Linked DNA regions of Homo sapiens: region 1 is linked to region 2. The links are chromatin loops, found by intact Hi-C in ENCODE. Cell type or tissue: heart left ventricle. All regions are shown on one strand. Each heading gives the region's core, and the rest is flanking DNA. Links, peaks and the distances in the headings are about the cores only. Region 1 overlaps SLC44A3-AS1 (SLC44A3 antisense RNA 1). Region 2 overlaps SLC44A3-AS1 (SLC44A3 antisense RNA 1).

Evidence for each region. A loop is a pair of places that touch in the nucleus more often than their neighbours do. Peaks named below come from ENCODE experiments on the same cell type or tissue, not always from the same donor. Only the 100,000 strongest peaks of a DNase experiment are listed, where the experiment ranks them.
Region 1: a loop joins it to region 2, with 2.1 times the contacts of the local background. A loop is called at or near these places in 5 of 110 quality-filtered maps.

The regions. Positions count from the first base shown.
Region 1 is chr1:94,671,643-94,687,042 of GRCh38, reverse strand. It overlaps SLC44A3-AS1 (SLC44A3 antisense RNA 1), which reads left to right. Exons shown (of 6, transcript NR_160780.1): 3 at 7,436-7,618. It also overlaps the pseudogene PGBD4P7. Among named protein-coding and RNA genes, the nearest start is that of MIR378G, 67 kb to the left of the region's middle. In heart left ventricle, for the core only: no CTCF peak of the experiment used is centred there; a DNase peak (open chromatin) is centred at 7,162.
Region 2 is chr1:94,785,739-94,801,138 of GRCh38, reverse strand. The region is part of intron 1 of SLC44A3-AS1 (SLC44A3 antisense RNA 1); the gene reads left to right. Among named protein-coding and RNA genes, the nearest start is that of SLC44A3-AS1, 27 kb to the left of the region's middle. RefSeq lists a silencer at 8,385-8,434. In heart left ventricle, for the core only: a CTCF peak has its summit at 8,487; no DNase peak of the experiment used is centred there; H3K27ac peaks cover 1,991 bases.

The sequences.
Region 1 (15,400 bases), core at 2,335-10,334, 110 kb after region 2:
CCTTTCAGCACCTATGAACTAAGTGTTAAAATGGGATTTTGTCCTGGCATGTTGGGAAGACAGAGGAGGAACACTGGGTCCAACCTGATATTTGGGAAGATTTCCTGAAGAAAATGATACCTGGGCCGATCTTTGGTAAAAGACTTATCCAAGTAAAGTAAGCATTGGGTAAATGAGTATCAACAGAGGGAATCCTGAGAGCAAAGCACAGAGGTGTGAAGCAATGTAGTGTGTGAGACAATTAAATGTAATTTTGTGCCCAGGTGATATGGTTTGGCTCTGTGTCCCCACCCAAATCTCAACTTGAATTGTATCTCCCAGAATTCCCACTTGTTGTGGGAGGGACCCAGGGGGAAGCAATCGAATCATGAGGGCCAGTCTTTCTCATGCTATTCTTGTGATAGTGAATGAGTCTCACGAGATCTGATGGGTTTATCAGGGGTTTCCGCTTTTTCTTCCTCATTTTTTCTCTTGCTGCCACCATGTGAGAAGTGCCTTTTGCCTCCTGCCATGATTCTGAGGCCTGCCCAGCCATGTAGAACTATAAATCCAATCAAGCCTCTTTTCTTCCCTGTCTTGGGTATGTCCTTATCAGTGCGTGAAAATAGACTAATACACCAGGATAGAAAGAGGATTTTAGGACCCAGCAGGACCTAGGGGGCCAGGCAAGGCCTTAGACCCACCACCATGGATGACACCCTGGATGTGCAGCCCCAGCCCATTTATTCATTCTTCTTAATCCTGATGCTTCCCTGTAGGCTGGAACAGGTTCCAAATGCAAGCAAGGAGCCTTCTCAGATTTACTTAGGATGAAAACAGAGGCTGATTCCAGAAAGGGGCATTCCTAACACTGCTCTTACCAAGGAGAGGGGAGTTCTGTTTAATTGGCAGCAGTCTCCTTCACTGGAAAGCCCTAAGTGAATGGGATAACTGCTAAAGAAAGCAGCAACCTGGGACTTCCACCCAACCTCCTCCCTGCCCCCAAGTCCCAGAAGAGTGGTTCCCAGCACCACCCACATGCAGGGCAAAGGAGAGAGTGGGGAGCTTTTAGGGATATAGATTTCGAGACCCCATGTGAGTCAGAGCATGGGAAGTGGTATTTAAGAGGCTCCAAATGTGGCTTGGATGTCCAAACAGGTTTCTGAACCTCTCTTGGAGCCACATTTCCCAAGCTGTGTTCCATTGATCTGGGAGCTACTGGGCCCTATGATGTTAAACAGACGTCTTGATTGCAAGACCTCTCCCTTCTCTTCATCAGCTCATACACCTTAAGAGCCTCCAAGATGGGGGGAACAGCAGTTGGAGAGGAATATATTATAACATACCTTCTAATTATATTTTCTAAATATATTGCCCATAGAATCTCTCTCTTTCTCTCTCTCTGTCTCTCTTTGGTGGAGCATTTCTCAAGACTATGCAGCACATGCACAAGACTCCACACAGCCCACTTTTTGGGGAAAGCCACTCTAGAAGCTCAGGAAAAGGGTGATTTCCATCGCCCACTGAGGTCCATGCTGCAGGAATGGGGCCAAGGCAGGGCGGGTCACCTTGCACCAGCCAACCAGGGATCGCCATGTAGTCAAGGAGACCTCAGGTGAAGGGCAGCAGCCTCAGTGTGTGGAACATGGCTGGTGAGTGTTCTCTTGCACAGCTGAGGCTTCCTGGGCAGTTTCTAGTTATCTGAAGAGGACGATCACCCTCTCCCTGGGACACTGCTTTCCACTGGAGCAAACTGATGGGCCTGGCTATTTCACTGTGATGTGTGGGCCCCAAAGTGAAGGGCTGGAGTCTTATTTACAGGGTTGTAGAACGAACCAAAAAACACCTCCCATCCCTTCATGCTTGCTTAGGTTGCTTCAGTGACACCTAACATGGGTCCTTGTAACAGTCACAGAACATCTGCATACTGTTGGTGCAGCTAGGGCCCAAAGAAGTAAAAAAGGAAGCACATTACAGCTGCATCCCTCGCAGGAACCAACCTGCTCAGGAGGACGATGGCGAAGCCCACAAAAGGCAGCAGCTACAGGGAGCCTCTTGTTTCTATGTTCAAAGCGGTGAATGTCAACCAGTGCAGAAGTTACTGCAGGTCAGAGTGTGGCTGCCAGTGATGACATGCTAAACTTGGCCAAGCCCCCTTTCGTGTGCATGAGGTAGGGCTGGAGAGAGCAGTGCAGAGTGCTCCAGAGACTGGTAGAGCTGGGGACTGGGTGTGGATTGATCCCTCACTGGGGTTCAGAACTGTGTGGCACAGCACCCGGCAAATCAGCTGTGAATGGCATACATTCAGGTTACAGTTGATGCCAAGATGGAGCTTTAAGCTTGGAAAAGTGTAACTTTTGGGGAAGGAAGGAAAGATTGTGGAAAGAATGAAAAAGGAGGAGGAGAGAGAAAAGAAAAGAAAACATATTATGCTTTCTGTGCTGGATGCATACATTTTCTCATTTAACCTTCAGCACACCCAGTGAGGTGAGTATTGTTATTACCCCTAGGACAGGCATGATGTAAATGGGAAGGACAGTGGTCAAGACACTTGCCCACTCCACATAGCAACGATTCTCACTCCTGCCTGCAGGTGTGCTCGGTGGAGCGGGAAGAGGGCAGGTTGGAGGCGACAGAGGAGAGATGCTGGCTGATAGTCCTAGGGAAAGAGGATGGTTCCTGGGGTCACAGGACTAGAAGCAGAAAGAACAAGCGGGTGGAGTATCAGTTTCTACAGGGTTGAAGACAGCACTTCTTTAGCATCTAGGCTGCGGCTTCTAGACAACATTTTGTGTTTTCTCTGGATTCTTCTCCCTGGGAACACACGCTTTGTAAGTTACACTCTTATTTATGTTTGTCTTATTTCTGTTTATTTACCTATTCCCTTGGAGCTACCAGGAAGGGCTGTGGCCTGTGGCCGCTTTTCTTCTGAGTGGCACCAGCAGTTGGAAGCAGTGGGAGTGAGGAGGGAGGAGGCTGGAAGGCCGGCTGATGCCCAGGAGCATCTTCAAAGCCTCGTGGGAATTTGGCCCACCCACCGCTGCCCTTCCACAAATGGAATCTTTTCATTTTACCAGCCGGCCCAGAGCCCTTTCTGCAGATCCAGTTGAGCTCTGTAATCTCCATGAGACCACATGCTTCTTCTGAGACCTATTCCTTTGCCAAATGGGCACAGGATCCTGTGGCCAGAGGGAAAATTGGAAATGTGTGGGCCAGGCAGATACCCATTTCTGATGAGACTAGCAGCTTGAACAGCCTGAATAAGACTTTCAAAATCAGGCAAGGAAACTTCTGCACCGCCATCCCACCGTTCCTATTCTGTGACCTCAGGCCTGGATGTTGCCCGACAGCCCACCCACCACAGCACATTCCACCTGAAGCCACGGGGACGTGGGATCTTAGCTTCCCCTGGCTGCCTGGGAAAACCTGCTTTCGTGTCATACCTGGGCATTTCCACTTTCTCAGGGGCAGGAGGCTGCCATGGTGGCAATGTTGATGGGCAGCCTCTTCCTCCCTCTCTTCTCGCTCCCCTGTGTGAAGGATCTGGGCCTGCGTCTCACTGCCCTCCAGGAAGGCAGGCAGGAAAATAAAGGTGAGTGCAGCCCTGAGAAGAAGTGAGGCAGCCAGTAATGAAAAGGAAAATCAGTTCTCCTTCATGTTCCCCTTGGGTTTCCTTTCATGGCGTTACTGAAATCAGGGTCAAGAGGCCATCTGGTTCCTAACCCAGAACAACCCACTCCAGAAGACTGTAGGGACCCGCGAGGGTGACCACGTGCTCTCCCTTGGTGACCCCCACTGGCATTGTTGAGTCACTCTTTCCAACAGCCACCAAGCAGGCTCCCTTCTATCCTCTGCAGAGGTGAACCCCTGCTGGGCAGGGCCCCTCTACACTCAAGCCTGGCTAATAAAGGACTCCTAAACCCAGTGTGTGTGTGTGTGTGTGTGTGTGTGTGTGTGTGTGTGTGTGTGTGTTTTAACAGCTTTATTGAGATATAATTCACATACCATACAATACACCCATTTAAAGTGTACATTCAATGGCTTTTAGTATATTCACAGAATTGTGCAACTACCACTACTAATTCCAAACATTTTTATCACTCCAAAAAGAATTTCCTCAGTCATCCTTCCCCCAATCCTCCCAATTCCCAAGCCCTAGGCAATCACTAATCTACTTTCTGTCTCTGCAGTTATCAATTATGAGTATTTCACGTAAATGGAATCATACAATATGTGTCCTTCAGAAGGCTGGCTTCTTTTACTTAGCCTAATATCTTCAAGCTTTACCCATGTTGTAGCACATAGCAGTTCTTCATTCCTTTTTATGACTGAATAATATTCCAGTGTGTGGTTCTACCAGTCAATTTATCCATTCATCATGGACATTTGGATTGTGTTGACTTTTTGGCTATTATGAATAATTTTTTATGAACAGTCACGTACAAGTTTTTGTGTGGACATATGTTTTCATTTCTCTTGAGTGTATATCTAGGAGTGGAATTTCAGGGTCATTGTTCACCCTGTTTAATTTCTGAGGAACCGTCAGCCTGTTTTTCAAAATATGTTCCCAGTAGCAACGTATGGGGGTTCCAATTTCTTCACAGCCTCAATAACACTTGTTTATTATCTTTTTCTGATTATAGTTATCCTAATGGGTGTGATGTGGTATCTCATTGTGTTTTTGATTTGCATTTTCTTGACGGCTTGAATCTTTGTTTTTCAGAACTTTAAACCTTTCATCTTTCAACCCAGTCTCCAGTTCTCTGCTCATTTTGTCAGTCTGAAAGAGGTAGAAACTCTTCCCTGGGCCATGACAACATTAGCTCCCTGAGCACCCTGAGAAATCTGGGGTCTGTTTTGGCATTTTTTGAGATTTCTCACCGATAAAACCTTGTCAATTGCTATTCTTTGAAATTCTCTGAACTCTTTGAAATTTTCATATATCTATTTACAAAAGGGATTTTTCAATAAATTAATGGCATGAAAAGGGGGTACTGTTCTAAATTTAAAAAGGCATTAGAGACACAAACTAATGTAATGTGTACACTGTAGTTATATCATGATTTCAGCAAACTGACAGTGAAAAGACATTTTGGGGGCAATCTAAGAAAAGGCAGAAATATTAGATGACACTAAAGAACTGTCGCTAATTATGTTGGGTATGATGGTGTTGCAATTATATAAGAAAATCTCCATATTTTAAGAGATATCTACTGATATCCCTGAAGTAGAGATAAAATGACATGTCTGAAGTTTGTTGTAAACTACATCAGCAAAGGAAAAAGATGAAGTATAGATGGTACAGTTTGAACAACGGGATATGGAGGTTCACTCTACTTTTCTATTTCATATATGCTTGAAATTTGTCATAATAATAATAACTATGGAGACAATCCTAAAATATTAACGTAAGTTGAAAAACTATAAAATACCTGGGTCCCAGACTACAGAATGTCATTCATTTACGTTCAGTTAAAATATTTTTAGGTTTGTACTTAAAAAGTAACAAAACTGATTCAAACATATCTTATATATTGTATTTTAACTTAAAAGATTGTTCGTGGCTGGGCACAGTGGCTCATGCCTGTAATTGAAGCACTTTGGGAGGCCAAGGCAGGCAGATCATTTGAGGTCAGGAGTTTGAAACCAGCCTGGCCAACATGGTGAAACCACGTTTCTACTAAAAATACAAAAAAATTAGCTGGGCATGGTGGTGCATGCCCCTAATCCCAGCTACTGGGGAGGCTGAGGCAGGAGAATCACTTGAACCCGGTAGACAGAGGTTGCAGTGAGCTGAGATTGCACCACTGCACTCCAGCCTGGACGACAGAGTCTGAATCCATCTCAAAAAAAGAAAAAAGATTAGTCAATGTTTTGATGTTAAGACTTTTTTTCTTTCAGTGTGGGTCCTTCTGATTGGCATTTGTGTTTTGTTTTTGTTTGATAAACTACAGATACACTGTCTTATTTATAATTTTTTTGTTTTGGCTTCTTCAAAGGGAAATAAGAAGATATAGACACTATAGGACTGAGTGTAGAATCTTTCTGCGTTTTTCATTATTTTTCATCAAACACCGTCACTTACTTCAAACATCAAAACTGACTGCAAATATTTTTAGAAATTTACCTTTGTTTGCCCTTAATTTAGTTTTCTTTTTATATAACCAACAGATCTCTTTTTGCACTTGTATTTCATTGGTTTATTTGATACTCAAGTAAATTACATGGTTACAATTAAAGGACTGTTGCCATAAACAGGCTTGGGGACAAGTGCAGCTGCCCCCTGGTAAGCATATAGCTTGTATAGCTCAGCTGGTGGGAGTTAAAGCACAGGGTGTGGGCTTCATGTTGAGAGTCATTGGCCAGCACATTTTACAGGGAGATGAAAAATACTATGGTTTGAATGTATATGTCCCTCCAAAATTTATGTGTTAGAACTTAGCCCCCCAAATTAAGATAGTATTAAAAAGTTGCACCTTTGGCAGAGCGCTCACAGATGGGATTAGAACCCTTATAAAAGAGCTTGAGGGAGAGAGAACACCCCTTTTGTCCCTCTGCCATGTGAAGACACAGCAACCAGGAGCCACCCTGGAAGCAGAGAACAATATCTCAACAAACACCAAATCTGCTGGCACCATAGTCTTGAGCTTCCCAGCCTTCAGACTGTGGGAAATAAATTTCTATTATTTATAAATCACCCAGTCTAAGGTATTTTGTTACAGCTGCAAGAATGGACAAAGACAGAATATAGTAGGCTAAAAGGAGATCCACTTAAAAAGCTTCTTCTCTGCTTGGAACAGTGTTAGTTGACTAAATTTTTCATCATCCATCAAGTTATTTGAGTGACAGGTAGCTGGCCAACAAGTTCTTTGATTGAAGCTGCCGTCTTCAACATGGTGCTGCAGACAGTGGTTCATTCTACCCACGGGACTGTGGTCAGGACCCAGGAGGTACCAAACCTGGGAAAAGGGAGCTGGGAGATGAGTTAAGGAGGGTGAGTTACTTAATCAAGTAATGTCGGCTGTTGCTCTTTCCAGAGATTAAAGTTGTTCAAATGGTTCCCACAGCAAATTTATGCAGAGAATGGGGGCCAGCAGCTAAAACCCAAGCCTTCTGGACTCCACTGCAGCCTTTTCTTCAAACTCAGCTGGTCTCCCTGGGGTGAGGCTCGGGGTGGATGAGTGTTTGCTTCCCTCTTCCAGGCGGTTTGGCAGCCATCTCCTTGCAGAACATGATGTGCTCTTGTGGGAGCAAAAGAGGGGATGATTATGAATCACAGAGTATCAGAGTTGGAAGGGGCCTTAGTGACCTTTACTCCCACTGTCCCATTTTACAGATGAAGAGATTGTGGTCCAGATAAGAGGTTATGGCTTTTCACCAACTTGACCACCACACTGTTTATGTTCAGGAAACATAGATATGCTATTATGTATTAATTCCAAACTTCTGCTCCCAGTTTTCTGAAGCTCAGAGGGACACCTTGTATTGCTGGATGATAAAAACAGGAGCAAAGTGATGAAGTGCTGACAAGGCAACAATAGAACATGAGAGATTCACTGCTGTGTAGGAAGAGATCTTCGGTGACCATGTAGCCTGAAGCTCTCATTTTGTCATCGAGGGACACCAAAACTCAGAACAGGTTAGTGACTGAATTATCTAATGCATGAGCTAGGTAGGACAAGCATATGAATTTTAAAATGCTGGAAAATCATCAGTTGAAATACATTGCACCTGGGCTGCTAAGAGCCCCAGATTGGCTGGGTTCGTTTTATCTCATCCATCTCCTCACCAGTGCCTAGTACAGATACATAGTAGGTTCTTGATAAATGTTCTTTAAATAAATTATGAAGATCATCATTCAAGTTAACATAGCATAAGGCAAAATACATATTCCATAAGGAGATTAAAGGTAGTCAAGACCACAGTTGGTTGAAAGGGTAGGAAAGGCTTTAGGGTGGGCTTGAAAATGAGCGGGATTTTGAGGGTTGAGTTAGGGGAGTGGTAGATGGGAACATCATGTTCTCGTACAGGGAACAGTGAGCATGATAAGGAGGTAGAGGGCAGGTGACCCTGGAGTTTGGGGAACTTTGGGACATCTGATTGGCCACAGCATAGCATTGGAGCAGGGCAGTAGGGGTGGTGGGCTTGTCACTGAGGGCCCAGAACTCTCTGTCCTTAATTCTTCAGGAGGTTCTGGAGAGGTTTATAGTTTTGAGGAGGAGAAGGACATACATGACCCATTCTTGGCAACAAGACATTGCAGGATGCTGATATTCAGTTCGGACACAGGAATTTTCCCCACTTCATCCAAATGCCCTGGCTCTGGCTCTGTGAAGAGGTCAGAAAAACACTGGGGACTGTCTTTCTTCAGAAATACTTTTGGACCATCGAAGTTTTCAAGGAGATAAACATCCTTATGACGTTTCTGGTGGTCCAGGCCCATCTGGCCGAGGAAGTACAAAGATACATGAAGTTTAGGCACACTGGAGGGGAATGTTTGCTAAACATTCTTCATTCTTCAGAAAGGTTCAGGCTCAGTTCAACTTTGGGGGTGAGGCTTGAACTAATGTTGATTTTATCAGCACCTGTTTGCTCCAAGACTGCAGAAGAAAGATTGTTTGTATTCCTTCTTACGGTGCTGCTGGAGGAAACAACAATGACCATTTATTGGGTGTGTCCTATTACGTCCTCTGTTAGGCAGTTATGTATACTTTTTTTTTTTTTTTTAATTGAGACAGAGTCTTGCTCTGTTGCCCAGGCTAGAGTGCAGTGGCGCAATCTAGGCTTACTGCAACCTCTGCTTCCCGGGTTTAAGCGATTCTCCCGCCTCAGCCTCCCGAGTAGCTGGGATTACAGGTACCCGCCATCATGCCCGGCTAATTTTTGTATTTTTGTAGAGACCAGGTTTCACCACGTTGCCCAGGCTGGTCTTGAACTCCTGACCTCAGGTGATCCGCCCGCCTGGGCTTCCCAAACAGTTATGTATACTTTCACTAGTCTTTTCACAATTTTGAGAGGTAGTTTTAGAGGTGTGTGGTACCTGTTGTTTTCGTCTGTCCAGCAAGCTTTTCCGTTCCCCTGATATTTGTGGCCATGTGACCTGGGGCTGGCCAATCATAATCACTCATCCCCTGGCCACAGTGATTGGACCAGGGAGTGGGCACGGGACCCAATCTACACCAATCCCTCTCCTTTCCTGAGACTGATCCCTTGATGCAGGGAGAGAGAAGTACTTTCTGCCTGGGTCGCTACACTGAGGTTGCCCCGATTGCATGACAGTTGTACTGCAGCTCAGTCCTGCTTCCTTTATTTTCTTAGAGGTGTTGTTCCTGAGCACTGGCTTCAAAAACCTTGCTGCTCATTTATCTTGTCTCACGGTGGTCTCCCAGGGAACCAACCGAAGAGGAGGAGGAGGAGAATAGTGGTGGGGGTGGGTTGTTGACGTCTGACTTCAGAGAATTTTTCTTTCATCACACAATAAAATTAATAAAATAAAAAGACAAGGATTCGGGATGCCCTCGGAGTTCATCCATCATATTTTCAAAAGGAAATTTCAAGCCAGCAATCTTCCCATCAGCTTCAAGGAGTATTTTCTAGAATAGTTGAAGGGTGGTTTTGCCTAAAACCTGGGGGTTGGCATAGGTGGCCTTTCAAGGAGGCTTCTAGCTTCAAGTTTCTGTCAATTATGCTTTGCATATCTAAGAGCTGTTTGGGCTGGAGAATTTCAAAGAAATTTTCAATGTGCCAGGGTTGAGATTCAGCGTCTTTTTGCTGAGCGGGCATTGATGAGAAATGCCTCTGAACTCGCAGGGGTGATGCAGCCCCCTGGCCAGCCTGCCAACTCTACATACTCTCATTGCTCCAGCGCTGACACGCTTGCTCTTTTTAGGTCTAATATGGGCAAATCTATAGCAAGCATTCCAAAAGCTAAGACACTTTTAACTCTCTCCAGAGCAGCCAGAGATCCTCATAGCAAAGCCAGGTAACCCCAGGGGCCAGGGGCACCTTACACACTATCCCTGAGGGGCCGAGCTGGCTGAAATCAGCCTGCACCCTGCTTGCCAGCCGTGCGCGGGGACACTGTGTCCACTTGGAAGACTGAATGCCTTTCTCCAATTTCACACTGACTACTTCCTCCCTGCCAAAAGCACACCTTCCCTCCATCTGAAGATATAAAAGGAGCTTGGGGCCCCAGCATGAACAATTGCCAGGGCCTGGGACACACCTGTCATGGGCAGGTTTGTCCAGAGTTCACAGAGCATAAAGACTTAATCTGCTTTCACATTAAATAGGCTGATCGGATACGACAACAATTTCCCACTGTTCTTTGAATGGCAAACAGGATTTAGAGCACAAGGGAAGGAACTTTTTTGTATATATAACTTTTCATGCAGAAAGTTCACAGAGTTTACCTGTAATCTTAGCTCACAATCAGGCAAAAGGATTACAGCTGGGCATGTAGAGCTTATCAAAAAGCTCAGAGGGAGACCAAAGGAGGGCAAATGCAATTTTTTCTTTCCTTTCTTTTATGCCCATGTCAAAATGCACGCGTTGGTCAACATCTTGAAAACTCTCCAGCGGAGGTAACTCTACCTTCCTGTACCTTCATGCCCGGCTTCTTCTACCATCCTGTACCACCTTCCTGTACTACAACTATTAGGTAGGTGCAAAAGTAATTGCAGTTTTTGTCTTTAAAAAAAAAAAAAAGGCAAACACCGTAATTACATTTGCACCAACCTAGTACTTGAGGATGATGATAGAACACTGCCAGAGGAGTACTGCAGCCCCAGCCTCATGGCCAGAGCACCTTGGTCACTCCGAAGGGGCAAGTAGGCCTTATGTAAGGAGCAGGGCAGGCCACTTCTGGTGAATTGCATACCTTGCAGTGAGACATGGGCTGAGGGTCCCGGGATTGGTGAGAAAGGTTAGCATGTTTGTGCCCCAAATCTTCAGTCTGAGGAGGACGGGAAGAACCTCTCTAGAAACACTAAAGTCAATGGGAAATGAACTTGGGCTTGAGTTATTTTCTGATCAATTTGATTTAAATATAATGTTAATAAAAAGAATACATAAAACTAATAGCCTGAATGACAGACCCAGTGGATATGACTTGCTTGGGGAATTCGAGTGACTCTGGCTTTGAGTTTAATATGGCTTTTATTGAAGAAATTTTTCTTTAATGGTAAAGAAAAGAAGTAAATCACTAACACCTTAGCAAGAGTGAGTTTGTCATCTGGAATCAGGGGAACAAGAGGAGAGAGCTGGGAGTTGTGTGGGAGTTAGGATGAGGGTAGACAGGAATCTGGAAGTGAAGGGGAAAGGCCTAATAAGGGAGTTTGTTCCCATCCTGCAAGCTCGACTTTTTCATGAACTTTTTCAGAGTTAAAAGAGCACACTATATTCAGTCCTAGCCTCTGTTTTGTAGCCGAAGTGTTGGGAAATGTGCATTTCCTTGTTTCTGCACAATAGGGGTGCCTCAGACCTCCAGACATAAACAATGTATCCCGCAGGCCAATGCTTCTGAGTCAGGTTTGGGCTACAGGATCCCACCAGAATCAAGGAACAGCCAGCCTTACTGAAAACTAAGCCACCCTGAGCAAATCCATTTTGAATTCCAAAGTTAATGTGAAGCACCTATGAAAATAAACATAGGCAGAAGCAACTGTTAGAGGGAACACCGTTGCTCTATTTGTTCTGTGGGGGCTAGATACCTAGAGGAAGCTCTCCTCCTACAAACAGAATAGACTATAGGATCTGGAGAAAAGAGGAAACAAATCAGCCAGAGAGTATGTAGCTCTAGATTAGTTGGGCTTCTTGTGTTCCTAAATGTTTTTCTTCACAAAAGCCCCTTGATCATGTGGCAGTCCATCTACCCGTCCATTTGCCCATCAATCTATGCATCCACTCATCCTTCCATCTATTCACTCATCATCCATTCATCCACACATCTATTCATCCACCCATCTCTCCACTTATCATCCAATTATTCATTCATCCATCCATCCACTCATCTATTCATCTATGATCCACTCACTCATGTATCTATTCATCCACTCATCTATCAACCCATCATCCATTCATCCACCCATACATTCACTTATTCATCCAACTGTCTGCCCATTATCTACCCACCCATCCCCCCTACCTATCCCCCTACTCATCTACCTCTCCATCCATCCCCCAAACACTACTTGATACCCATTACATGTGCCAAGCTAAGGACAGCTGGTCAAACATACTTATCTACTCACTGGGTGGGCAGGAAGTAGGGTGTTCTCTTTGGTAAAGGAAATGGCTGACAGACATAATAAGGCTCAGTAAGATGCAGTAGAGCATAGAGATAAAAAACACAGGCTTCATCATTAGTCCATCACTTTCTAGCTATGCAGGAAAGTTACCTAACTTCTCAGCACCTCAGTTCTGAGGTGAAGGAATAATAGTTCCTGCTTTACAGGGTCGTGGTAGGAATTAGATGATTCAATGAAAGCTAAGTGCTTAGCACAGTGCCTAGCACATATGATGTGCTCAATAAATTTTAGCTTGTGTTATTAAAAGTAGAACGTCTGGAGAACCAGAGTGAATTATGTAATCTAAAGAGGCAGCGGGAAAGGGGTTTCTTAACCCATTTCCCATTTGCCCCGGAACACTTGCTGCTGCAGAGTTTACCCCAAGATAACTCACAGATTACAGTCCTAATCTTACCACCAAAGTTTGCCACAGAATATTTCGCTTTTATTATTATTTTTGCATCGCTGTGGTATATTGACTTTGGAAAAAAATACATCATTCCATTTATAGCATTCTGTTTTTAGTAGTGGTGTTTCCGTTTATAAAATATAGTCATTCTTGATCACGGAAAATGTCAAATCCTAGAAAATGTAGCATTCCTATGCATAATGTTAATTCTGTGGTGAGCTTATGGCACTGAAATGGTGTGACAAGAAGGAGGTGACAATGTTGTCAACATTCCACAATGATACTGTGATTGAAGTAAACAACAGAAATGGAAAGAAGACTAAGAAGCCATGTGTCATTTTGGATTATCACGAGAATGTGGGAACAGTGGACTGGCTGATCAGATGCTCACTTCCTATCCAACTGAGCACAAAAGGCACAAGGTTTCGTCTAAGAAATTCTTTTTTGTTTATTTATTTACTTATTTTGAGATGGGGTCTCACTTTGTCGCCCAGGCGGGAGTGCAATGGCGCGATCTTGGCTCATCGCAACCTCCACCTCCTGGGTTTAAGTGGTTCTGCTGCCTCAGCCTCCTGGGTAGCTGGAATTACAGGCATGTGCCACCATGCCCAGCTAATTTTTGTATTTTTAGTAGAGATGTGGTTTCTCCACATTCGTCAGGCTGGTCTCTAACTCCTGACCTCAGGTGATCCACCTGCCTTGGCCTCCCAAAGTGCTGGGATTACAGGTGTAAGCCATGATGCCTGGCCTTAATTATATGTATACTTTTTTATTTTTGAGATGGAGTCTCGCTCTGTCGCCCAGGCTGGAGTGCAGTGGTGCAATCTCGGCTCACTGCAACCTCTGCCTCCCGGGTTCAAGCAATTCTCCTGCCTCAGCCTCCCGAATAGCTGGGACCACAGGTGTGCGCCACCACACCCAGCCAATTTTTGTGTTTTCAGTAGAGACAGGTTTTACCATGTTGGTCAGGCTGGTCTCGATCTCCTGACCTCAGGTGATCCACCCACCTAGGCCTCCCAAAGTGCTGGGATTACAGGCATAAGCCATCTGCCCAGCTGGTCTAAGAAATTCTTTTGTCACCCTCTAAACATTGCAGTGCTAAGCTCCTACATCCTGTTCTGGAAGGACAATCCTGAGCACACGATGAGCCATATAAACTTCAGACTGACGCTGAGTGAAAGAATGCTGGAAAAGCATCACAGGCCAGGGCAGCAAAGTCTTCAAGGTCATCCGTGCTCTGATGATGTCACGCTTCTTCCCTGTCTGGAAGACATTTCCCCAAGAGCATACCACCAACATCAGGGAAATGGAATCCAACTGGTCGCTGCAAAGTTTGCTGAGCACACAGTGATAAAGATGGCAAGAAGGTCCTGAGAGAAACGCAATATTTTTGTGCAGAATGGGATGTTCTGCCTTTGTCCCATGCTTTGAAATTTACCACATGAAAAATAAAATTAAATACTGATCATCATATACGTTTCTGTTATATTAGGATTAGAGACAAGTTCTGTTTAGAAATAACTCCAAGAACAGTTTTTATATTTTGTTTTCACATTGAAAAATCAGTCAGATTTGCTTTAGCTTCAAGGAACGTGTTTATGTAAAATTAAATGAGCGCTGGCAGTGAGCTAGCTGCAGATTTTTTTTTTCTAAATGGGATATAGGACAGAAAGATGCGTTCGCGGCCATGACCAGGCTCTGGGTACTTTACAAATGCCCAGTGGCTGGGCATGGAAGGAATACATTGCTGGGGGAAGTTAAAACCTAGGGCTTTCTCGCCTGTTGTCTTCCTGTTCCCGTAAGTCCAGCAATGGCTCAAACCAATAGTGTAGCCAAAAAACAAAAGGCCCTGATAAGGAAAGCCAGGGGTTGGGGGACACCTCAGAAAAACAGAGCAGGGGAGGTCAGAAGACCTTGGAGGCAGAAATTCTGTAGGATACTGACAAGAGGCCAAACTGGCAGCCAAGAGAGGTAGCTGAGGCTCTGAGAGACAAGGCAGATGGAGCCCCTGAGCCTGGGGGTCCCTGGCTCTTCTCTATTAAATATTCCTCCAAGAAAGCAACTGATAAAGGGAGGTCAGGAGTGGCCACAGAAAAGACAAAGGCTGGGCCTAAGACTGAAGTTCCTACAGGCAACATGGTGACTTCTGCCAACCCACTGGAATGTCTGGAAGAAATAAAGGCCCTAGTCAGGAATCAGGCATCTGATTGGAGATATGATCTGATATGCAGAAGCCAGAAGATACTGTCCCTGGCAGGGGAGAGTGGTGACCGCCCAATAGACGTCCCACACACTTCTTTTGGCCAACTGGTAAGGGAGAATGCTGTGGTTAACAGGAGGATCTCACCAACCCTGGGAGAGGGTCTGGGAAGCATGAACAGAACAGGTGGAGGTGAGTGGGTCCCACCAAAGATGGGCAGCAAAGGCCCTGGGGCTACCTCAGTGGGATCTGCCATTAAACATCTGTGGGACTCTTTCTGTATATCTTGAAGGTGGAAGCTAAGTCTCTGAACACCCACTGCGGACAGCAGTGAGAACCACCACCTGGGGTGAGCTACCTTCATCTCTAGTGGTGGCATAAAGTCTGAGGAAGATTGGAGACCCAGAAAGAAGGAAAGAGAAATTGGAGAAGAATTCCTCCTTCTGGTCCTAAAACTCTGAACTGGGAGAGAGACAGGCTATGGGAGAAGATTGAGATGGATTAGAGAATTCCTCTTAAGGACCT
Region 2 (15,400 bases), core at 3,750-11,749:
TCTTTATTCTAAGGTAGGATCATAAAAATTTTAGGGGAAAACAACAGAAAAATGAGCAAAAATGTTGGCCAGTTTACAAAGGAAGACATGCAGACACAGGAATAAATTATCATATGAAAGATGTAAACTCCTGATATTAAAATGAAAACAACAGTGATATAGCATTCGCTGACTAATGTCTTAAGTACTGTATGCACGTTAAAAATAAAATGATCCAAATGTTGGAGAGAGTGCAATGAAATAGTATGCTCACACTGAGAAGAAATTGGTTTGTGTTTAACATATGAATACCACAAATCTTTAAATTTTCCTCTGTCGCTGCATAGACCACTGGAAAGTGGCTTAGCCCTAATAAATGTACTTTAGTACATCCCCACATGAAGTGCAGCATAATGGATGAGAGCTCAAATTCCAGACTTTGACTGTTTTGTCTCTTACTGGTTTTGTGAATTTGAGCAAGTTATTAACTTTCTAGGCCTCCATTTTCTCTTTTTTTTTTTTTTTTTTTTTTGAGACAGAGTCTCGCTGTGTCACCCAGGCTGGAGAGCAAAGGTGTGATCTTGGCTCACTGCAACCTCAGCCTCCTGGGTTCAAGTGATTCTCCTGCCTCAGGTTCCCAAGTAACTGGGACTACAGGCACCCACCACCATGCCCAGCTAATTTTTGTATTTTTAGTAGAGATGGGGTTTCAACATGTTGGCCAGGCTGGTCTTGAACTCCTGACCTCATGTGATCTGCCCACCTTGGCCTCCCAAAGTGCTGGGATCACAGGCATGAGCCACCACACCTGGCCTAGGCCTCCATTTTCTTATCTAGAAAATGGGGATAATAATATTTACCTCTGTGCTGCAGGAATTAAATGAAATTATATACGATGAATTTAACACAGTGCTAATATGCAATAAGTATTCAATAAATGCTAGTTGTTTCTTTTCTTACTTTTCCCTTTTACCTGGATTTTTCTACTTAATCAAATTATTTAACTGTGTTTGCTTTTGTAAACTGCTTCAAATCCTTTTTGGAACCTGGCTGCACATAAATTAATCCATATTACCAGTGCTTTCTTAAAGCATTATACCAGTTTATGATGCCAATTCCAATGGAAGAGAGTAATTAGATAACAGGGTCAGTTGTAATAGAGAGTAGTTTGATAACAGGTCAGTTGTAATATTGTAACTACTATCCTAAGACTTAAAAAGCTCATGACCTTTGATACAGTAATTCCATTTTTTGGATTCTACACATGTTAAAAAAAAACAATTTTACATATGTAAAAAGATTAAAGTTTTCATACAAAATTTGTACAAAATTTATTTATAGTTCTGTTTATAATAGCTAAAACAATCAGAATGTTCCTTAAAAAAGAAATAATTAAATTATTCACTCAAGAACACTTTACACAGTTATTAAAATATTTTTGAAAATTATATGATAGCATGGTACACACTTTTCATATAATATCAAGTAAAAAAAGTGATTAATTGTGTCTATAAATTGTCTAAAGCAATCTAAGATTACAAAGAAAAAGACTGAAAGGAAATATGCTAGTGTGTTAATAATGGACTTTGAGAAACAATAGATGATTTCTAAATCCTTTTTTTCCGTGCATTTCTGTAATTCCCCATTTTCTTTAATAATGAGTCTCCCCACCCACACACAAGGCCATTTAAGGTCCCTGTTTTTAACTCATGGATAAACACAAAGGACAACTCAGTTTGAAGTGTTCTTTGGACATGATGTCATCATCATTTCATGAGAAATGGAATCGTCTAAGGTATGATACTGAGACAGAGAGTCGCTTTCAGGCCTGTATAATGGGACAATTTAATACAGATTTCTGCTAGTAGACTCTAGACTGATAGAGTGAGAGAAAGCAGAAAACCTTTTACGGAAGGAGATTGGAAAGCAAAATCTTTGTACCAGCCTCTGAAGTCACAGAAAGAATTCCACAATCAGGGAAATGAAATTTCAGAGCAGAGTTCATTGCCTGATTGGGCAAAAGACCCTCAAACCGAATTTCTTGAAAGAAGTAAGCACAATCCAAGGAGAACATGTTGTTACTCTCATTCTAAGTATTGTTTTTTTAACCTAAAGTTATCAAAATAAAGACACTTTAGAACCCTAAGAGAAAATTATATACTTTTAATTTTTATGCTGTCTTGTCTTTTTCTGATTATAAAATTTAAATATACAAAATGTATAAAGAAGGAAATGAAATTTGCTCGTAATCCCAGCACCCAGAGAATGGCCACTGTTAAGATTTTCTGATGTGAAATCTCTCATTCTCTCTCTGGTATAGATAGAACTAATATTTCTTTTGTGCTTACCAAATGCTTGACACTGCTTGGAGAATTTTACCTGTATAAACTCAGCTCATTCTCACAACAATCTTCTGAGGTAGGTACAAGGATTATCTTGTGAAGTTCAGTTTTTTGACCAAGATGGTGTAACTGGGAAGTTGCAGAGCCGGGAAGTTGCAGAGCTAGGATGTGGGAACCCGGAAGGTCATGCTTTGCCTGTACTCCTAACTTCTCTTTTCTATGGCTTAGATTTATTATAAATACAGTACACATTTCCCAAAATGAGATTATGCTGTGCCTAATGTTTTGTACTGTAACCTGCTTTTTCTTTTGATGTATCTGAACATCATTCCAAATCAATAGATATCAATCCATTTCATTATTCTTAATGTCTGCGTTGTATTTTGCTTCATGGATAATGTATTTAACTGTAATTCATACGGTTGGATATTTTGAAGTTTTCACTGTGAAAAACAGCAGTGACGTGTACATCTTTACATGCAAATGTGCATTTGAGAGGTTATTTCAAAAGAATAATTTCTCAGAAGAGTAAACACCCAGATCAAAGTGAAGCTTTTCAAGGCTGCTGCCAAAGGGCCCTTGGGAAAAATTGTGCCAATTACATTGCCACTAGCAGCCCAGGGGAGTGTGCTTTTCTCAACATTCTAGAGTGTTTTTCAAATCTTTTGACTCACTGGAAGACATACATTTTGTATAGTGACCCACTTACACACACACACACACACACACACACACACACAAGTATAACTGAAATAAATTTTCATATTTTCCTGACTAGGCGCAATAAATTTTCTCTCTTTTCTCCTCTTCCTTTTCTTTTCAAAAACATTTTTTAAAATACCAGATACGGTGGGGTTAAGTTCATGATCCATGAATGGGTAGTAACTCATGGTTTGAAAACACACTCTGTTAATGCTTGGATAGTAGGATTCTTTTTAGTATTTGCCTATTTGACAATATGAGATGATGACGAGTTATTATCCTATTCTTTAATCACTAGAGAGGCTGAGTATTTTGGAAAATTATATTTTTGGAGAGAGTAAACTAGAGTTCATTGTTTCTCAACCTTTAGTGCAATTAGAATTTTTAAAAAGAATCCTTTAATTAATTTCTGGACCAAATAATCTCTAGATTATTTGGCTCAGGTATCAAAATTTGTGGCTAAGGCTGAGAACACATGCCATAGATTACTAAAATTCTTTTAACTGTTCAAATAGACTCTGTTTTTGCCCTTTAAACACCACATATTTTAAAAACATCATAGTCATCTGAAGGTTAATTCAGGGTTAAGTATGGAGTTAGGGAAGGATTCTAATTTTGACTTATGAACTGTTAGCTGCATAAATCACAGTTTTTAAAATCCAGTGCATATTTGGGTCTTATTCAGTGGTAAATTATGGTGAAGAGATTCACATTATGGGAGATAGTTTCGATTCTCATGAATATAATTATACTGTGGGAGAACCAAGGTACTATTTAGTATTTCAGAGTTCCATCAGATAGAGAGTTCCAGTTGCCTACTGGAAATTCTACCTAGATGGTCCTCTGAAACCCCAAATTTAATGTGTCTTGCCAATAGAGTTCTTAACTCCCTCCTGCCTTTTCCCAAACCCATCTTCCTTCCTCTGTTTATGGCCCAGTGGACAATAATATGCTTTGCAATAAGACAGAGGTTTCTTTACATTGTGGATACTGGAAATGTACCATTTGGTGGCCCAAGCCAGCCTGCAGTAATGCGGATGGGGGTGAGGCAGTAGTCTGCTGGCCTGAGCCCTGACCACTGGGATTTCAGCTCTGAAAGCTGGAGAACGCCAGCCTGGGACAGCGCTCCCTCCCTCTCCCCATTTTCTTTCTTTTCTTTTCATACAGAATCTTGCTCTGTTGGCCAGGCTGGAGTAAAGTGGCAGAATTATAGCTCACTGCAGCCTCAAACTCCTGGGGTTCAGTGATCCTCCTGCCTCAGCCTCCTAGACCTACAAGTGCATGCCACCACACCTAGCTATTTTTTTTTTTTTTTTTGTAAAGACCCTGGCCTCAAGTGGTTCTCCTATCTCGGCCTCACAAAGTGCTGGGATTATAGGCATGAGCCACGGCGCTCGGGCCCTCTTCCTGTTTTTTTGTTTCTCTGTTGTGCATGGAGAGGACTGCAGGATAGAACAGACACTCACAGGTGGTTCTTAGAGGACCAGCCTCTGGTACACAGGACTGCAGTGGGGACATAAAGACAGCGGAGTAGTGAGTCTATAGCAGATGTTATCTGAATGACTGGAAGAGGTGAGAGATTTAAATGACTTCCCAAAGGGCTGGACAAATTGATGCACGGCAGGTGACTAAGAGGAGCTGGGGTTGAGTCAAAGGTGACCATTCTGGTCTTTCTACAGTGTTTGTCCTTGGTGTGCTATTGGTCATACTGGCAATTCCCATGTCTCCAGGTTTCTCTATTACTGCTCCTTTAGAAGAGTGCCAGAGTAGAAAAAGCTTTAACCTTGAGCAAGTTATCTAACCTTTCTATTTCATCTATAAAATGGAGTAATAATATACTGTTGGGTCTGTGAAGTCCCAGCACAGGGCCAGGCCCTTGATAGGCACTAAATAAACGACAGCCCTTTAGAAGGAGCCAGCTGTGATGGTCAGGATCAGACCCTCTCCACACATCCAGGTAGGCAAGTGCCCGAGATCTCAGATGGTCAAGTGGAGTGCCCGGCAAGGGGGCTGGAGAGTGGTGGGGTGGTGGGTGGGCTGTGAGTCAGCCCATGGTCCCTGTCATATTCTCCTGCGGTGTCCAAAGTGCTCCCCACTAGAGCAGCACAGCTCTGCAGAGATGCAGAAGAACAGTTACGGATCCAGTCAGATGATGGATCAGCTGTTCGGCTTTTACCTGCTGTTCACCCAAGTTTACCTACTTAGAAAGAGAAGACTACCAGCAACCTAGAGAAAGAATAGAAAGTCCAGCCACCTTCCAGGCTTTGAGTCTCAGATTATGGGAGTGTGGATTTTCCTCTGGTTGTCCATGGTCACTAGAGGTCAATGATCAAGTCATCCAACCCAGACATCGTTATTTAGAGCTGGAAAACAGAAAACAAGGGAGCACTACATCCTGTTGGGTCACATCCTGTTCACGATGACAGGAAGCAGGGCAGCAGACCAAGACGGGTAGAAAAACATGACGCTTACAAGGCATTTGCACGCTAGATGTGCACGTGTGTTTTGGTATACAGTTTTTAAAGACACTGTGAATCAATGCCCATATTACGCTTTTGGAAATTCTCAAGTTTCTTGTCAAATAAAATTGGCTAAAAGCCAAGTCTTTATTATCTGACTGTGCTGGGCCTAAAACCATGCCAATTTAAGAAAGAGAAAAATATCCTATTTGCCATCTGAAAACTGATCACAAAGGCACTGAGTGTTTCCCGCAGGAATAGAAATGCAATGTTGGGAAATCTCAGTTACACTCCTAGTGAGTATGAGGTTGTGAGTCTTGCCTGGAAATGGGAAGGTTGTTGCCTTTCTCAAAGGGAAGGGATGGATTATCCCAGCCGTGGGCACCCCATAGTACATTGCCTGAGAGGCATCAGGCTGGTGTGGAATTGCAGGCACACAACCCCCCTTGCCTGAACATAATGTGTCTTTCCTTCATTCAGCTTTTTAGACTCAGGATGGCAAAACTCCCGTCCGGCCCTTTCCCTTCACCTCCACTGATTTCATTCATTTTCCCTTTCTTCTTCTCTCCCCTTCTCTTCTGTGTGTTTTGGGAAAGATAATGGCTGCATAATGGCTCCCAGGCTGCTTTTTATGGGGTTGGGATTAAGGAGAAAGTGCCATCTCTTGGGTTTTAGGTTGATAATTAGCATCCTTCAGGAAGTTCTATGAGAAACCCCCTCCAGTTCTGGACTTTCTGCTAATTCAGGACTGCAGTGCTTCTAAGATATCTCAAGCATTCAGGATGGTGGTTCTCAAACTTGCGGATTATTGATCCCAGTAACCTGTCTTTAAGGTTTAAAAACCATGTATTTTGCAATTTGTTCTCAATGGCTTGCTGGCTTTCTTCTTGGGTTTCTTTTCATTCCTGGTAAGTAATTGTGCTAGAAATGGGCCACAGTCACTAGGAAATTGTCTCTTAGGGTCATCCATGCATCATAGGACTGGATGGGAGGGAACCTGGTAGGTAGGTAGGTCTGCTAAAGTGTTTGCCTGTCGTTCAGTAATTTTAGATGTTACTGCTTAGAAAAAGAGATAGAAAAGAATAATATTGACTGCTAAGATCTACACATGGGGAGTAGGGCTTTTATTCTAAAAATTTTGAATTATTGAAATCCAGCACAAATGTGATGCATAATTTTTATCCCAAAATAAAATTGTGTTTTCATTTGTGCATGTCACCTGCTAGTTCTTGTGATGTGGACATTTTTTTAACCTATTTAGAGTATTATCATGAATATTTTAAATTTTCACCTAAATTTACGTATTAGAGATTAAAAAAAAAAAAGAAAATGGGCTGGGTGTGGTGGCTCACGCCTGTAATCCCAACACTTTGGGAGGCCAAGGCAGGCAGATTACCTGAGGTCAGGAGTTCGAGACCAGCCTGGCCAAAATGGTGAAACCCCTTCTCTACTAAAAATACAAAAAAATTAGCCGGGTGTAGTGGTGCGTACCTGTAATCCCAGCTACTCGAGAGGCTGAGACAGGAGAATCTCTTGAACCCAGGAGGCAGAGGTTGCAGTGAGCTGAGATCACGCCACTGCACTCTAGCCTAGGAGGCAGAGTGAGGCTCCGTCTCAAAAAAAAAAAAAAATAGAAAATAACAATTAGACCTACTGTTGGTGCTGATGGATGAAGCAGCAGAATGATGACAGTAAGCAGTGGCTTTCCTGCCTGGCTTTGCCTTTGGGGCCTTCAACATTTAGTATTTCAGCTTGGCCTCTAAAAAAATGGGAGCTTACGAATAGCTACCTTACAAATATATTAGGTGGAAAAATCACTGGTGTGTGATTTTGGGGCCACCAAGATGCAAATATGTAGTATCAAATGCATCAATACGGACAAAGGGTTCCAATATCTGGGCAGGCCACCAGGCAGAACTGCCTCCTTCAGTTGTTTATGTCATTCACTTCTTTCTTTTCTTTTTTCCCTCAGTTTTCAGCCATTCCTTCCTCAAAATCCTGCTCAAGTCTAAGAGCAAGGATCCTACTTGCTAACTGCCGTGTGCTAGGCAGGGTGCTAAGCACTTTATTCATGTATCTAATTTAGTCCTACTACGCCACGAGAGAGATACCATCATCCACACTTTACAGATGAGCAAATGGAACCGCTAGTTAAGAATCTTGCTCAAGGTCACATCGGTAGTAAGGGATGGAGCCAGTGTTCTCACACAGATATTTGCAGTCAGCCCTTTCTAATTACAGATCAGGCTCTTTTGCAACACTGCACTGCCTTTCAATGTGGAGCCTGGGAGAGAAATGACAGAAAAAGATGTGTTAGAGTGGACTGTTTATTCTTTGAATGATCTCTGTCTCTCTCTTTTTGTTTATTTTTCTTTTGTTTTTGATGCTTGAATTTACTGTCACTGCCTACAAACTGGGGACATTCATTATTGGATATTACTGGTTAGAGAGTATGGTTTTATGTAATAAGGAAAGGAATTTCAGAAATGTAAACTGCAGGAAAAGAAACACAGCAAATTTCCAGATGTCTGGGTTCCTTTTTTTTTCCTTTTGTAAATGATTTGGTTGGTTCTATTTGGAATGAAAGTTAACTGCCTAGAGGATAAAAATATCCTCTTTTGTAGTTTTTACCTCGAACAGCAACAAGAACATATTATGTGTTTTCATGGAAAGATCTATTTTTAGAGAGAATGCAAGCCACCCTCAGCCCTGTGAGTAATAACTGTTTGGCACAATGATACTTACAATAGATAATCACTCTAAGTCCTTCTTTGAAAGCCTGCCTTATGAATTGTTTTTATTACATAATTTGTACGTGTTATTTTTGATTCATGAAACCTCATTTAATTAAAAAAAAACCCAAAGGATATATGTATAGAGCTTTGGGAATTCCTTTTACTTCCTGTATAATGATTCACAATTTAAATATACCACATTGGGTGGAGGAAGTACCTATCATGGCCTTATGAAAATAAAAACTGTGAACGAGGAACAGAAACTGCAGATTGCTGCATGCTCATCAGTCCTCCTGTAGGTGGGAAGTGGCCTCCGTGCACATTATGTGAAGGCCATGAAATGAAACGACTGCTGAATGGTCAATGGGATGATCCTAGGGAGAGGGAATGGGCTGTTTTCTCTTGGGTGCTTAAATTAATGACATTTATTTTTTATTTTTGGTATACTTTTCCCTAGATTCAGAAGTTTAGCCATCTAGCTTAAAAAAGCCAGAATTGATCCCTACTCTCTGACATATTCAAATGGCTAAACAAAATAGAAAAAGTGACTAAACTATAGAATTCTGGACTCAGAGAGTCATGGTTTCCTAGAATTATACAGATGAATGCAAGAGATATCGTAGAGATGATTCCTGGGTTAGGTGGGTGGTCTTCAACTCTGAGATTCTGTCATTTGATGACTTTTACTCTGCTAGATCTGGTAAGTTTCTTCTGGGAGACAATTTTTCTGCCATTCAGAATCTCAGAGAGGTTTTAACTGAAACAGTCTCTCAATAAAAGCCTCGTGTCAGATACTCTCCTTTGTAGGGAAGCAGTGCTGACAGTAGCTGGGAAGAACTGAGTGGCCTCAAACAAAAAGAAAAGGAAAGCAAGTTTGAAAGATATAACTGTCATTATTTCCTTTGGAGAGATAATTATCTTGACATAAAAGTTACATTTCATGTATAACCCACGATTTGTAAATAGAGTCATGGGTCTCCTGCTAGTAGATGTGGGCAATGAACACTTGCCAGAATTGTGCGTGTGTTTTGCTCTGAATTTCGTTGCACAGACTGGTAGGTATGGTTTGGTTCAGATTTCATCCAGCTGTATTATTTGGAGTGATAATTTCATCAGTGATTCAAATAAGTTGAAATTTATAGATTTAGAAAGAGATCATAAGCATGATTTGATTTGGGTTATATGTTTTGTGAAAATTTAAAAATATCTTTTAAACCACCCACAGAACTTTTCAAGTGTGAAGAAAGAAGGATTTGCAGTGTGGCCAAATGGGCCAGTTAGTTTTACCTAGGATTTTAAGATTCTTGAACTCAGTCCTTGGGTGGCTCTGGATCTGGAAGGGTAGAGAGTAGCTTTGTAATAAATTTAATTTCATCTCTAAATTAATAAAAGTGAGAGTTAATGAGAAATTAGAAGTCTTGTGATGAATTTCTCAGTCTTTAAAATTCAGTGATCTTGGCTCCAAGTAATCATTGCTATAGATTTGGAAGATGGTACATAGAAGATGGAATAGTACCTGCACTTCATGATGACTGTGAATTCTTTCGTTCTGACCCTGTGACTGAGCCCTCCCAGGTGAGATAATCAGAAGACAGCAAAGGTTTTGAAGGAGAGGCATGCAACAGAAACTTCTGTGCTTTCAAAATAAATTACAGGTTGAGGAAGGCAAGTGGAAAGCTTTTGTCCAAATTGATTTTCATATTAGCAAGGATGATTTATGCCTGGGAAAAATTAAAGCTCATGAAATCAGTATGAATTTAAGTCTACAAACTGAAGTATGCAAGAATTAGCTCTGTTTTAAAAAAATGACTTTATTGGGGTTTAATTTATTAGGTTGTTGCAAAAGTAATTGTGGTTTTGTCATTAAAAGTAATGGCAATATATGTGTATTCCGTACAACTCATCCATTGTAACTGCATAGTTGATTTTTAGTAAATTTCCAGATTTGCTACCATAACTACAATCCAGTTTTAGACCACTTCTATCACCTCCAGAAGGTTTTCTCTGTGTCTATTTGCAGTCAATCCTGCTTCCCACCCTCAGCCTCAGGCAACCACTGATCTGTTTCCTGTCTTCATGGTTTTGCCTTTTCTAGAAGTTTCATGTAACTGGAGTCAAGCAATATATTATATTTTGTGCCTGGCATTTTTCACTTAATAATATTTTGAGTTTTACCCATGCTGTTGCACATATTAGTAGTTTGTTCCTTTCCATTGTTTAGTAGTTTTCCATTATAGATAAGCAACAATATGCTTATTCATTCATTAGTTGATGGACATTTAAATTGTTTCTAGTTTTGGGTTATTGTGAATCCTGCAGCTATGAACATGTGCATATGAGTTTTTCTGTGAACATATGTTTTCATTTCTGATGACTGGACACCTAGAAGCGAAATTGCTGGGTCATGCAGTAAGTGTGTATTTAACATGTTGAGAAACTGCAAAAATGTTTCCCAATGTTGCTGTACCATTTTATTTTCCCACCAACAATCTATGACTTAGTAAGGTCAGTCTTTTCTATTATGGTCATTCTAGTGGATGTGGTATTAATTTGCATTTCCCTAATGACTACTAATGTTGGAAATCCTTTCGTATGCTTATTAGTCATATGTGTTTCCTTTTTTGATAAAATGTCTATTTACATTATTGCCCATTTTAAAAACTGAGTTGTCTTTTTTTTTTTTTCTTTTTTTGAGACAGAGTCTCACTCTGTTGCCCAGGCTGGAGTGCAGTGGTGGGGCAATTTCGGCTCACCACAACCTCCACCTCCCAGGTTAAAGCAATTCTCATGTTTCAGCCTCCCAAGTAGCTGGGACTACAGGTGCCTGCCACCACACCTGGCTAATTTTTATATTTTTAGTAGAGACAGGGTTTCACCATATTGGCCAGGCTGGTCTCAAACTCCTGACCTCAGGTAATCCACCCACCTCGGCCTCCTAAAATGCTGACATTTACAGGCATGAGCCACTGTGCCTGACCAGAGTTGTCTTTTTAAATTGATAAATAGATGTATCTATTTTGGGGGTATATGAGATATTTGGATATCCTTCACCATTATCATTTATCTTTTCTTGACGCTACGAACATTCAGTTTATTCTCTTCTAGCTATTTTGAAATGTACAATAGATGATTGCTAGCTATATTCACCCTGCTGTTCTATCGAACATTAAGTCTTATTTCTTCTATCTAACTCTGTATTTGTACCCATTAACCAAGCTCTCTTCATTCCTCCCTCCCCTCCATCCTTTCCAGACTCTGGTAACCACCAGTCTACTCTTTGTCTTTGTGAGTGCCACCTTTTTAGCTACCACATATGAGTGAGAATATGTGATATTTGCCTTTCTATGTGTGGCTTATTTCTCTTAACATAATGATCTCCAGTTCCATCCATGTTGCTGTAGATGACAGGATTTCATTCTTTTTCAATGGCCAAATAATATTCCATTGTGTATATACACCACATTTGATCCATAGACCTATTGATGGGCACTTAGGTTGATTCCGTATCTCGGCTGTTTTGAATAGTGCTGCAATAAACATGGGAGTGCAGATATCTCTTTGATACATTCATTTCCTTTCTTTTGGATATGTAGTCAGTAGTGGGATTTCTAGATCACATGGTAGTTCTATTTTTAGTTTTTTGAGGCACCTCCATACTGTTTTCCATAGTGGCTGCACTAATTTACATTCCCACCAGCAGTGTATGAGGGTTCCTTCCCCTTTCTCTACATCCTCACTAGCATCTTTTTAATAAATGCCATTTTAACTGGGATGAGATGATATCTCATTGTAGTTTTGATTTGCATTTCTCTGATAATTAGTGATGGTGAGCATTTTTTCATATACCTGTTTGCCACTTGTATGCCATCTTTTGAGAAATGTCTATTAGATCTTTTGCTTGTTTCAAAATTTGATTTTTTAAAAACAATTGCATTGCATTCCTTATGTATTCTAGTTATTCACCCTTTATCAGACGGATAGTTCGCAAGTATTTTCTCCTATTCGTGGGTTGTCTCTTCACTTTGTTGATTGTTTCTTTTGCTGTGCAAAAAGGTTTTTAGCTTGATGTCATCCCATTTGTCTATTTTTGCTTTTATTGCCTGTGCTTTTCAGGTCTTACACAAAATAATCTGCCCAGACCAATATCCTGAAGCATTTCCCTAATGTTTTCTTCTAGTAGTTTTGTAGTTTCACGTCTTAGATTTAAATCTTTAATCCCTTTTGACTTTATTTTTGTATATAGGAGAGATAGGAGTCTAATTTCATTCTTCATGTTTGTCTTATATTATTAAGTTGTAAGAGTTCTGCATACAAGTCTTTTATCAGAAATGTGATTTGCAAATATTTTCTCCCTGATGGTGGCTTCTGTTTTAATTTTCTTAGTGATGTCTTTTGAAAAGTAAACACTTAATTTTGATAAATTCCAGTGTAATTTTTTTTCTTTTATGGATCTTGCTTTGTGTCACATCTAACAAGTGTTTGCTTAACCCAAAGTCACAAAGATTCTCTGTTTTTTTTTTCTAGAAGTTTTATAGACTTAGGACTTACATTTTAACCTATGACCTATTTTGAGTTATACATGGTAAGAGATGAGGGTCTAAGATTTTTTTTGTTTTTTTTGTATATGAATATATAATTGTTCCAGCACCATTTATTGAAAAGACTCTCTTTTCCCTCATTGAATTGCTTTGTCACCTTTGTCAAAATCAATTGACTGTAAGTATGAAGATTTATTTCTGGACTCTATTCTGTCTGTTTGATCAATTATGTCTGTCCATACACAAATAGCATACTGTCTTGATTACTATAGATTTATAGTAAATTTTGTTTAAGTCCTCCAACTTTGTTCTTTTTGTTCAGTTTTTTTTTTTTTGGTTGTTCGCAGTCCTTTGAATTTTCACATAAATTTTACAATCAGTTTGTTAATTTCTACAAAAGCAGGGTCTCTGGATCATATGGTAAGAGTATGTTTAGTTTGGTAAGAAACTGTCAAACTGACTTCCAAAGTGGTTATACTATTTTGCAATCTTAACAGAAGTGAATGAGACTATTTGGGTAATAGTCTTTTATCAGATACATCTGTTTCAAATATTTTCTCCAAGTCTGTGGCTTGTGTTTTAATTCTCCTAAAGGGTCTTTTGAGTTTTTAATTTTGATGAAGTCCAGCCTATTAATTTTTTTCATGGGTTATGACTTTGCTGTCATATCTAAAAAGTAATTGCCAAACCCAAGATTATCTAGATTTTCTCCTATGTTATTTTCTAGGAGTTTTATAGTTTCATGCTTTAAATTCAGGTTTATGAGCTGTTTTGAGTTAATTTTTGTGTTTAGATTTTTATATTTGGCACATGGATGTCCATTTATTCCAGCACTATCATTGAAAAGATCATCTTTTTTCCAGTTTATTGCCTTTGCACCTTTGTAAAAAATCAGTTGACAATATTAATGTGGGTTTACTTCTGGTCTTTGTATTCTATTCCATTTATCTGTCTATTCCTTCACTATGCCACATTGTCTTGACTACTATAGCTTTATAGTAAGTATTGAAGTCAGGTAGTATTAGTCGTCTGTCTTTTTTCTTCTCCTTCAATATTTTGTTGGTTATTCTGGGTCTTTTGCTTCTCCATGTAAACTTTACAGTTAATTTGTTGATATTCACAAGATAACTTGCTGGGATTTTGACTTGTATTGCATTGAATCTATAGGTCAAGCTGGGAAGAGCTGACATCTTCACAATATTGAGTCTTTCTATCAATACACATGAAATATCTATTTATTTAGTTCTTCTTTGATTTCTTTCATCAGAATTTTTTAGTTTCCTTCATATAGATATTGCACATTTAAAACAAAACTGATACCTAAGTATTTCATTTTTGGAAATGCTAATGTAGATAATATTGTGTTTTAAAGTTCAAATTTCACTTATTCATTGCTGGTATATAGAAAAGCAATTGGCTTTTATATGTTGACCTTGTATACTGCAAACTTGCTATAATTGCTGATTAATTCCAGGAATATTTTTGTTGATTGTTTTGGATTTTCTACATAGGCAATCATGGTTATCTGTGAACAAGCACGGATTTATTTATTCCTTCTTAGTCTTTATGCATTTTATTTCCTTAAAAAATCACATTATGTTAGGACTTCCAGTGCAATGTTGAAAAGGAGTGGTGAGAAGAGACATTCTTGCCTTTTACCTGAACTTAGTGGGAAAGCTTGTAGTTTCTCACCATTGGGTATTATATTGTAGATTTTTTTGTAGATATGCTTTATCAACTTGAGGAAGTTTTCCTCTATTTCTAGTTTGCTGAGTGTTTTCTTAATCATAAAGGAGTGTTGGAAGGCCCTTTTTGTTAGATTTATTTCCTACCATATGACACACGAATGTCTTACTAATTAGTATAATTGCTACTTTTTGCTCACTAGGTGGAATCAGCATTCATCAATGTAATAAACCAGTGGTCTTATGGAAAGATGATCAAGTCCCTGCAGACTATAATATAACATTTAGGTTTGAAGGGTTGATATACCCCAAGGTAAGGCAGTTAAGGTGTATTGCTGGCTTTGCCAACAGAAGGCAAATCAATTCTGGTAGTCTTTATTAATAGGTATTGAGAAAAAGGCATTTGTCAGACCAGTCGCTGCATACCAGTAATAGGGCATGTGTTAATTTGCTCAAGCAATGAAGCCTTTTCTGAAAGACCAGCTGAAATTCAAGTCACCACCTGATTAAGCTTACTATAATCCACTGCCATTCTCCAGTATCTATCTGTCTTCTGTACAGGCCAAATAGGCAAGTTGAATGAGGATGTGGTGGGAATCACCACGTGTGCATCCTTCCAACCTTTGATAGTGGCACCATTCTCTAGAATCCCTCCCATGAATGCAGTATTGCTTTCGGTTTACTGTTTTCCTAGGTAAAGACTATTCTAGTGGCTTACACTTGGTCTTTCTTATTGTAATGGCCCTCACTCCACAAGTCGGAGAACAAGCATGGGGATCCTGCCAGTTGCTGAATATGTCTATTCCAATTATTTACTCTGGAACTGGAGAAATGACCACTGAATGCGTTTGGAGACCCACTGGACTCACTGTGACTTGAGCTAAAACTACACTAATTACCTGAGTTTCAGAAGTTCCCACTCTAGGACGGCATGGTAGCTCATGCCTGTAATCCCAGCAC